2 separate regions of the Homo sapiens genome follow, and region 2 is linked to region 1. A link is a loop called in an ENCODE intact Hi-C map of the cell type or tissue named here. Cell type or tissue: Caco-2. All regions are shown on one strand. Each heading gives the region's core, and the rest is flanking DNA. Links, peaks and the distances in the headings are about the cores only. Region 1 holds the start of LINC02151 (long intergenic non-protein coding RNA 2151). Region 2 overlaps LOC107987166 (a long non-coding RNA gene).

Evidence for each region. Peaks named below come from ENCODE experiments on the same cell type or tissue, not always from the same donor. Only the 100,000 strongest peaks of a DNase experiment are listed, where the experiment ranks them.
Region 2: it touches region 1 in a loop (2.6-fold over the local background); 3 of 110 quality-filtered maps call a loop at or near these places.

What each region holds. Positions count from the first base shown.
Region 1 is chr11:116,497,662-116,502,050 of GRCh38, forward strand. LINC02151 (long intergenic non-protein coding RNA 2151) reads right to left here and starts at 3,022. Exons shown (of 2, transcript NR_174967.1): 1 at 2,881-3,022; 2 at 1-69. RefSeq lists an enhancer at 1,540-2,232. In Caco-2, for the core only: a CTCF peak has its summit at 1,909 (motif pointing left); a DNase peak (open chromatin) is centred at 1,900.
Region 2 is chr11:116,374,073-116,378,461 of GRCh38, forward strand. The region is part of intron 1 of LOC107987166 (a long non-coding RNA gene); the gene reads right to left. Among named protein-coding and RNA genes, the nearest start is that of LINC02151, 120 kb to the right of the region's middle. In Caco-2, for the core only: no CTCF peak of the experiment used is centred there; DNase peaks (open chromatin) are centred at 2,149 and 2,709.

The DNA.
Region 1 (4,389 bases), core at 322-4,321:
TGGGTGGGGAAATGCTCCTGATACACTGTCACCAACTAAGCCACAAAACAGTATTACTGCATGAGACTCCTATTAAAAGACAGAGATAAAGAGACAGTGAGAAGGGGAAGGACAGGGAGGTGATACACCTCAGATATAGTAGCTGCTTCTAGGTAGTGGAATATGGATGAATTTTTGTTCTTTGTGCTTTTCTGTATTTTCCAAATTTTTGAACATGAATATGTATTACTTTTGTAATCAGAGAAAAGGACAGCACATGGTAATTTTTAAAAAGCCTTTGTTGGGCTTTATGCTCACTTGGGCTTGGTGCCCTTGTGGATTCCACACAGAAAATTGTAGGGTCCTTGACCCTCAGAGCTTCTCATCCCAAATACACCTGCTGCTCTGCCTGAAGGGTCCAGAGACAGTCCTGGGGAGCCACAGAACAGCCCTTCACACCTAACCCCTCAGAGCAAACAAAACAGCCTGGAGTGGAGGCACCAGGCATAGGGTGAAAAAGGATGGAGCCAGAAAGGGAGGTGGGCATTCCTGGGGACCTAGGGTCACCTTCATCTCTTCTTTAGTCAATCCAGAAAGCCCTCAGCCTTTTGGATGAGACAGCAATTAGAAACTAGAAGGGGCTAGCCTTGCAGATGAGGCTGAGAGGAGCCCAGCGTGGGCTCATCAGAGTGTGCAGATGGCCACCCCAGCATGGCCTGGCTCCTCATGGCCATTCCTTGCTGGAGAAATCCCCATGTTTTCAAGGACTGACTCTCCCCCGATAGAAATCGGCTTGGTAAGGGAACCGGAATGGGTTTAGCAAGGCAGAGAGGAGGCTGAAAGACAGTATCTTGATTTGAATCGGTGGTATAAAAACCGGCAAGTCTGGGATTCTAACATCAGCCATTTCCCTTCCTACCCCAGGAGGGGAAGCATCATGGGTCCTAAAGATAGCCCCGTGGGAGAAAAGGGGCCTTCGAGGCTGCATGAGGCAAGGATAGAGATAAAGTCCTCCCTCTGCACTGCCCCTTAGAAGATAAGGTGGGCTGCTGCTGGTTTACGCATAAAAGCTGCACGTTATAACCATAATCCTGGGCATTTATAGAGCACCTTTCCTGCTCTCTAAGAGCTTTTATGTACCTCATCTTATTAGACAGGGGGGAAACTGAGTTTCAGAGGAAAAAAAAAAAGCAGCATGCCCAAGGGCATAGAGTAGTACAGCCAGGACTGCAGCCTGGGGCTCCAGACTCCCGAATCAGGCTTCTTTCCCAAGACCAGCTGAGTAATTTACACACGTCCACTCATGTTTCTGAGCTCCAGGGGACCCTGCCCAGGGAACGGGGTGCCTGTGTTCTGGAGATGTTGTCTGAAAGCCCAGATTCTCTCTGATTTCACTCCTAGCCCCAATACCTCCAAGTTGCCCATCTTATGTCATCAAGTTTGAACAAATCCACTCCTTACAATCTGAAAGACGTGGTTGGCCAGGCAAGGTGACTCACACCTGTAATCCCAGCGCTTTGGGAGGCTGAGATAGGTGGATTGCATGAGCCCAGGAGCTCACAACCAGATTAGGCAACATAGCGGACCCTGTGTCTACAAAAAATACAAAATTAAGCCGGGCACGGTAGCTTGTGCCTATGGCCCCAGCTACTCAGGAAGCTGAGGTAGGAGGATCCTTGAGCCCAGGAGGTAGAGGTTGCAGTGAGCCGAGATGGCACTACTGCACTCCAGCCTGGGAGACAGACCGAGACCCTGTCTCAAAAAAATAAAAATAAAACAAAAGACACGGTTCTGAGGTCCTCAAGAAGAAATCCCTGACGGGGTTCCTGTCTGCCTACAAGCCCAAGAGGATACCTGCATAACCGGCCTGCGCGAGCCTTCTGGGCGCCTCAGCTTGAACAAAAGACGCCTTTGCGAACATTAGAATAGGGCGCCCCCTCCTGGCGGATGAATTAGAAGGCAAGGCCCTCAGGCTGGCTGTGCGCCCTCAGGTCCAGTGACTTCAGCTCTCTCCCAACCCAGGGGCGGGCCCTGTGCAGGGCATGCAAGGGGCTTCACCCCCAAGCACCAGAAACGCCCAGAAAGCCACCCCAGGGCTGTCTCCCCATCCTCCCTCCCTGTGCGCACACACTATTTTCTTTCAAGCTTTCCACCTGGTTGATCAGGAAGGCTCCTCACCTCACACCCCGCCCCTTGCCAATGGTCTGGATTGGATTTCCAACTCCCTATGTAGAGCTGATGAGGTCTCATTCCCACGGGGAACCAGAGCACTTTCCTCCTTCTCTGCCACCCCCACCCACCCCCCTTGGAGAGCTCCTTTATGCTCTATTTTTAGTTTCTTGATTGCAAGTGAGAAGTCGGAATCAGAGAACGTCGGGAAAATGCAGCAGGAACCAACCCTGAGAAATGGACAGCAGCATGGGGAGGGAGCAGAGGGGCCCATGGGAGGGGGAGCCATGGCACCCCGAGAGCCTCCAGCCCCAAACTCACTGGTGCACAGGAAGGACCCGGGCGTGTTCTCCGTCCTTCTCCAGGCCAGCAGGGAAAGGGGTCTGGAGGAAGGCCACAGAGCTGGAAGGCCCTCTAGAGGCCTCCTAGCCCAGCCTGCTCCTTTCCAGAGGAGGAAACTGAGTCATGCAGCTGGGCAGTGAGTGGCGGGGCCGCAAGAGGTCCCCTGATTCCTGAGGCATCTTTCTGTGGTTCTGCACAAGGAGGTCCCACAGCTTGGCCGGGAGCATGTCCCCCTGACTCCTCCTCAAAGCGGATGTCACCTCCATACCATCCTGAACGCCAAGACCCAGACGGGCCTCTCTGACAGCCCAGCCCGGCCCGGCGCAGGCCACAGTCACCCCCACAGCCTCCCGGCCACCTTCGAGTTGCCCAGTGCTCACTTTCCCTTACCCGCAGAAGTCGGCGGTGGCCCATGCATCACCTCCCTCCCGAGCAGAGACAGAAACACTCGGGGCCAGGAGCGCTCCCCCCACGAGCCGCCGCACTCCCTAAATGAATGAACTGGCTGCTCCAAAACCGCGGCGCAATTGGCAGTTATTGCTGGCAGTTTATCAGTATTAACTGATTAGGCCCGGGATGATGGATCCCCTGTCTCGCAAAGCCCGCCGCCCCACGAGCCGCGCCCCACCCTCAGCCGCCCCCAGGCAGCCTGCACGACCCAGCTCCTGGAGGCGCCCGGGCCCGCATCAGCCTCCGGAAGGCCCCGGCCCCCGCGTGCACCCGCTCCCACTCCCCACGGGCCCCTCCCTGTAAAAGAGACACATTTAAATAAATAAAACAAAATTCAAATGAGGACACTAAATCTCCCCGGCGTTTAATTGATGATCATTATGCTTGGGAACCTAAACTCTTTTAATTTCACTGCAGTGCAGGGAGATGAATTATAGAATTACAGTCGCCAATTATCAATCACGCCTTTGCTCTGCGTCTCTTGGCTGCCCAGCCGGCTCACCCTCCCTCTCGCAGGCCGGGGGTTGAAGAGGCGGGATAATAGCCTTGGAAACAGAAGCTCAGCGGGGGAGAGGGGAACGAACCCCAGGTTTCGAGATGCCCGGTTTCTCTCTCTCTCTGTCACCACCTCCTTCCTAATATGCCACCTTTGCCACTTCATTTAACAAAAAGAAAATAATAAACAGCAGCAGAGAAAAGAAAACCCTTTTTCATTTAGAGCTTGGCGTTTAATTCGTTTTGTTCAGGGTAAGATGGGCTGGTGGCTTCAGTCCCCATACTGGGCAGGATTCCAGTAGCAACTACTGCCCCCACCCAAGCAGCTGCAGCCCAGTCCACCTCGCTGCAGGGCACTGGAAGGAGGATGCTTCAGAGGGGCCCAAGCAAGCTTGAGTGCCACCCCGCACACAGGGCTGGAACCCCAGCTTCCACCATCAGGGACTGATTCCGTTGCCCTCTCCTTCCTGTCCTTTACTGTGAAAATAATAATAATAATTTGAATAATAATTTCCACCAAAGCTGTGAATGATTTGCATTTGTATAGTGCTCCGCAATTTACAAAGTGCTTTCATGTGCATTATCTCATTTGATCCTCCCGATAATCCTGAGAGAGGTCGGTAGAGCAGGTATTCTTGTTATTCAAACGTTTATTCATTCATTTGACTAACATTTATTGAGTTTCTACTTTATGCCAGGCCCTGGGGATATAAAGACAAGAAAAAAGGTGGGCTCCTTCCTCAAGGATTTGCAATCTGTTAGCGAGAGCCTACTAAGTGAGGCCTAGGGACAAACGGTTCCACTTCACAGGGGAGGGACGGGAGGCTGGGAGGGGCCCAGCAAGCTGACCACAGTTGTGAGTGACAGGGCCAGATCGGCCCCCACATTTGCTGCATATGGCTCTAAGTATGCGCTTTCCATCTACGTTATTATGTTGTCACCATTGTCTTCATC
Region 2 (4,389 bases), core at 275-4,274, 120 kb before region 1:
AGCCAGTGGTGTCATTCTGGTCCAAACCTGAAGGTCTGAGAACTGGGGGGCTTATGGTATATTCACCCTTTCTCCACTTTTTTGCTTTTCAGGCTCCCAGTGGATTAAGTGGTACCCACCCACATCAGTAGAGCAATCTTCTTTACTCAACCTGCCAATTCAAATGCTAATCTCTTCCAGAAACACTCTTACAGACACCCTCAGAAATGTTTTACCAGCCACCTGGGCATCCCCTAGCTCAGTCAAGTTAACCCATGAAATTAACCATCACAGCTCCCTCCTCCCTTCCCCTCAGTGCCGCTGCCTGCATGGGCTGGGTCTTTGTGCTGTGACTCTACCATCCTTCTATCACCAGGGGGGATGTTGGCCCTGTAGTTGCTGCCTACATGTGCAATGACCTCAGACCCCCAGCTCTGCCCCTACATTGTATTCTCAGAGCCAGACTTCCTCCCCATCCCAGGAGAAGTGGGTCTGAGCTTTCTCTCCCGATTCACTACCCTGCTGATGCTCCACATGCCCCACATGGAACTTCTAACCTGTGTCCCACTTGCTGCAACAGAAGACCCCTGGGCTCCCATCCTGCCCTGGCTGAAGCCAGAGTCTAATCAGCCTTTCTGTACAGGGTAGGAACCAGCTGCCCCAGACCCATTTGAGTGAAGCTTTAATCCTACCCTGTGGCCCTCAGAGAGTTTGCTTTACTAGGAGCTCCTCTAAATTCCTCTATGGCCCATTTGGGTACTCTGCCCTTCAGAAAAGGAAGGCCCATGTTTAACATTTCACTTTTCTGAATGTTAAACAGAATGTGAGAGAGCCTTGTCCATTTGGGCTCTGTCTCCCTTTTTTTTTTTTTTTTTTTTTGAGACAGTCCTACTCTGTCACTCCAGCTAGAATGCAGTGGCATGACCTCAACTCACTGCAGTCTTTACCTCCCCGGCTCAAGCAATGCTCCCACCTCCTAAATAGCTGGGAATACAGGTGCACGCCATTGCACCTGGCTAATTTTTGTAATTTTTTGGTATGGTCTTTGTTTGGTTGGTTGGTTTTTGTTTGCTTGCTTGCTTGCTTGTTTTTTTTTTTTGGAGAGATGGGGTTTCACCATGTTGCCTAGGCTTGTCACGAACTCCTGGGCTCAAGCGATCCACCCACCCCAGCCTCCCAAAGTACTGGGTTTACAGACATAAGCCACCATACCTGGCCTTTGTCTCCCACTTTCATAATTCATCCTCCTTCAGCTCACACAGCACCATACCAGTGGTCATCCATTTCTGAACTTTTGTCAACACCCAAGGCTTTCTCTGCTTCCTGCCCATTTGCTCTCTCAACCTTCCATCTTATAACCATTAGAGGGCACTTTACCATGTACCAGGCACAGTTAGGAATACAGAGAATCAGAGAGGTATTCCTATTTTCTCAACCAAAAAGGATCTGAGAGTTTACATCTATCCATGTCCAGTCTGTAGAAGAAAAACTTTACGCTTAGGTGTGCCTGGGAATAAAGAGGCAAAACAGCACAAGAATGGGTGGGAAGAACTACAACTTTAGAATCACATTTATCTTTTTTTCTTTCTTTTTTTTTTTTTTTTTTTGAGACAGAGTTGCTCTATTGCCCAGGCTGGAGGGCAGTGGAATGATTTCGGCTTACTGCAACCTCTGCCTCCTGGGTTCAAGTGATTCTCCTGCCTCAGCCTCCAGAGTAGCTGAGACTATAGGCACATACCACAATGCCCGGCTAATTTTTGTATTTTTGTAGAGACAGGATTTCACCATGTTGGTCAGGCTGGCCTAGAACTCCTGACCTCAAGTGATCCACCCACCTCAGCCTCCCAAAGAGCTGGGATTACAGACGTGAGCTACCACGCCTGGCCTAGAATCACACAGATCTTGTTCTGAAATCTTGGGCAAATTACTCAACATCTCTGAACCTCATTTTTATGAAGATTATTGTGTGCAGTGAATGTGATATGATGTTGCCTGGAAGAAGGCTTTGTAAATGATAAAATGTGGTACAAATGTCAAGAACTGTCATCCTAGTGATCCCGATGATATGGGATTGAGGTCTCTTGGCCTCAATGGGTGATCCTCCCATTTCTCCCTCATGAATCCTGTTCTGGAAAAGGAGGAATCACTAGTCCCTACCAGGTTATGGCCCTGTGCATTCCTGCCTTCTCCCACAAAGGTCAATCCAGGTTATCCCTGGATTAACCTGGATAAGACTAGAGAACTTAGAGATAAGGTCTTTCTTGTCACCTCTTGCCCATAAATGGGAGAGAGACCAGATCCTTTCAGCCTAAGATGTGATGATTGTCTTTTCACTTCTGTATCCCAACCCACTTGTGTGGAAACATGATACTCCCTCCCCTTGTTAGGTAATTTATATCAGCAGTGTGGATATATTTCAGGTACATATTTCAAGCCCCAATACCTCCTGTGACATAGATAAAGAAGGGATGGGCTCATGCTCATTACACCAAGGAGGAATTGTGGCAAGAAAGGTAAAGTGACTTTTCTAAGGCCACACAGCTAGTGAGTTGCAGATCTGAGTCTTCCAATTTCCAAAGGCAAAATCAGTGATGTCTTCCACTGTGCTGCAGCTGCCCACCTCCTGGAAGCCTGCTCTGTGTGCCCCACTTATCTGCTATTCTGGCAATGTAAACATGTGAGGAAGGCTCTTTGTTCAGAGGGCATGTTGAGTGGAATATGAGGTCAGGGTTCATCTGCATTTTTGGCTACAGAAGGCTATGGAGATAATAGGAGCCCCTTTGTGTTCAGTGGGGCTGGGTGGGAGCAAGTGGATGTCTGAAGGAGATTACAAGCAGTTCTAGATATTGCTTGTCATGCTACCATCAGCAGACGCCTTTTCCAATTGACTAGTTGCTTGTATTTCCAGAATAGGGAATGCCAGATGTATTTACTGCAGTGAAGGAGAGTGCTGAAGGCCCTTGGAAAGATATCCAGCTGTTGAGTATCTGAGGAGAGCAGGATAGTTTAACCCCTCATGGCCTAGTAATCAGAATTCCTGGGGAGCCAAGGACAGAAAAGGCAGCACACGCCAAACGAATGACTTGAGATTTGAAAGTCCTTTCTAAAGCTGCTTGTTTGAAATGCAATACTCACATTCCTGTGTAAACAATGCTGCTAGGACTAACATTTATTGAGTCCTGCGATATGCTTGATGGAATCAAGATACACCCTCTGTATTTATTATTATTATTATTACAACCTCACCTGATTACAACCTCACCATGTAGAAGTGGCAGACACTGGTTTGCTGTTCACCAAGTCAGTAACCTTTTCCTCTTAGGTACACAGTCATTTCTCAGCCTTCCTAATATTAGGTGCATCCATGTGAGCATGGAAGATAGATGGGAATCATATGTACCACCTCCTAATGTAGCCCGTAAAAATGCCTACTGCTCAATCCTTCATGCCCTCTCTCCTCCATCTGCCTGCCCGATGCAGAGGCTCTAGTTGAAGGCTCCCAAGCTCCAGAAAATTACATCCACTAAATAGAAGGATACAGGGTCCCTGAGTGCCTGCATAGAGCCAGGCCAGACCCCTCTACTGACCTGCATTGGACTGTGACATGAGTAAGAAATAAAATTTTATTGTGTTAAGCCACTGAGATTTGCTGGGTTTTGTTACTGAAGTTCCCCTATTTTAACAAACGTATTAAGTATCAGTACATATCAACTGCCCCATTTTACAAGTGAGGAAACTGAGGCTCAGTGAGGTAGCAGGACATGCCCAAGGTTACATAGCAAGTAAGAGGTAGAGCCAAGATTCAAACTCAGGTATGTCTGACTCCAAAGCCAGTAATTTTTCCGTGCTGCCTACCAAAATTGGTTGCTAGCTTTCTAAGCCAGTGACAAAAATCTATTTGATCAATAAAATACCCCATGCATTTTTCAACTACCCTTAGCCATTGCTCATAGTGGTTTCTATAGGACAATGATTGAGATTCCACAACTGACTTTGAGAACATCTCACTACCACTGCCTCACCCCCAGCGGTTTTGCACCACATTTCCAGACCCAAGTAAAAGAAGATGCTTCTGTAGATGTGGAGGCTTCTTGGTCAGTTGCTCCCTAAGGACTCCGAATTGGGATAAAAAAGCAGTTTTCTCCATGGGAATGGGGAACTCCACACTCAGACATCCCTGCGCATCCCATGTTTCCCTTGCTAGGTCAAATTGTTTGTAGGTTGAGAGTTTGCTTGTGACCTAGCACAAGCAGGTCAGTTCTGGGTATTAGTGTGTATCTATATTGATCCTATAAGCATTGTAACCACTGTGTCTGAGCCTGAAATTCAAATCCATGGTCTGACCAGTTGAGGTGCACTTATGATAACAATGGGAAAGATTACTTAAAATTGCCAATGACGGCCAGGTGC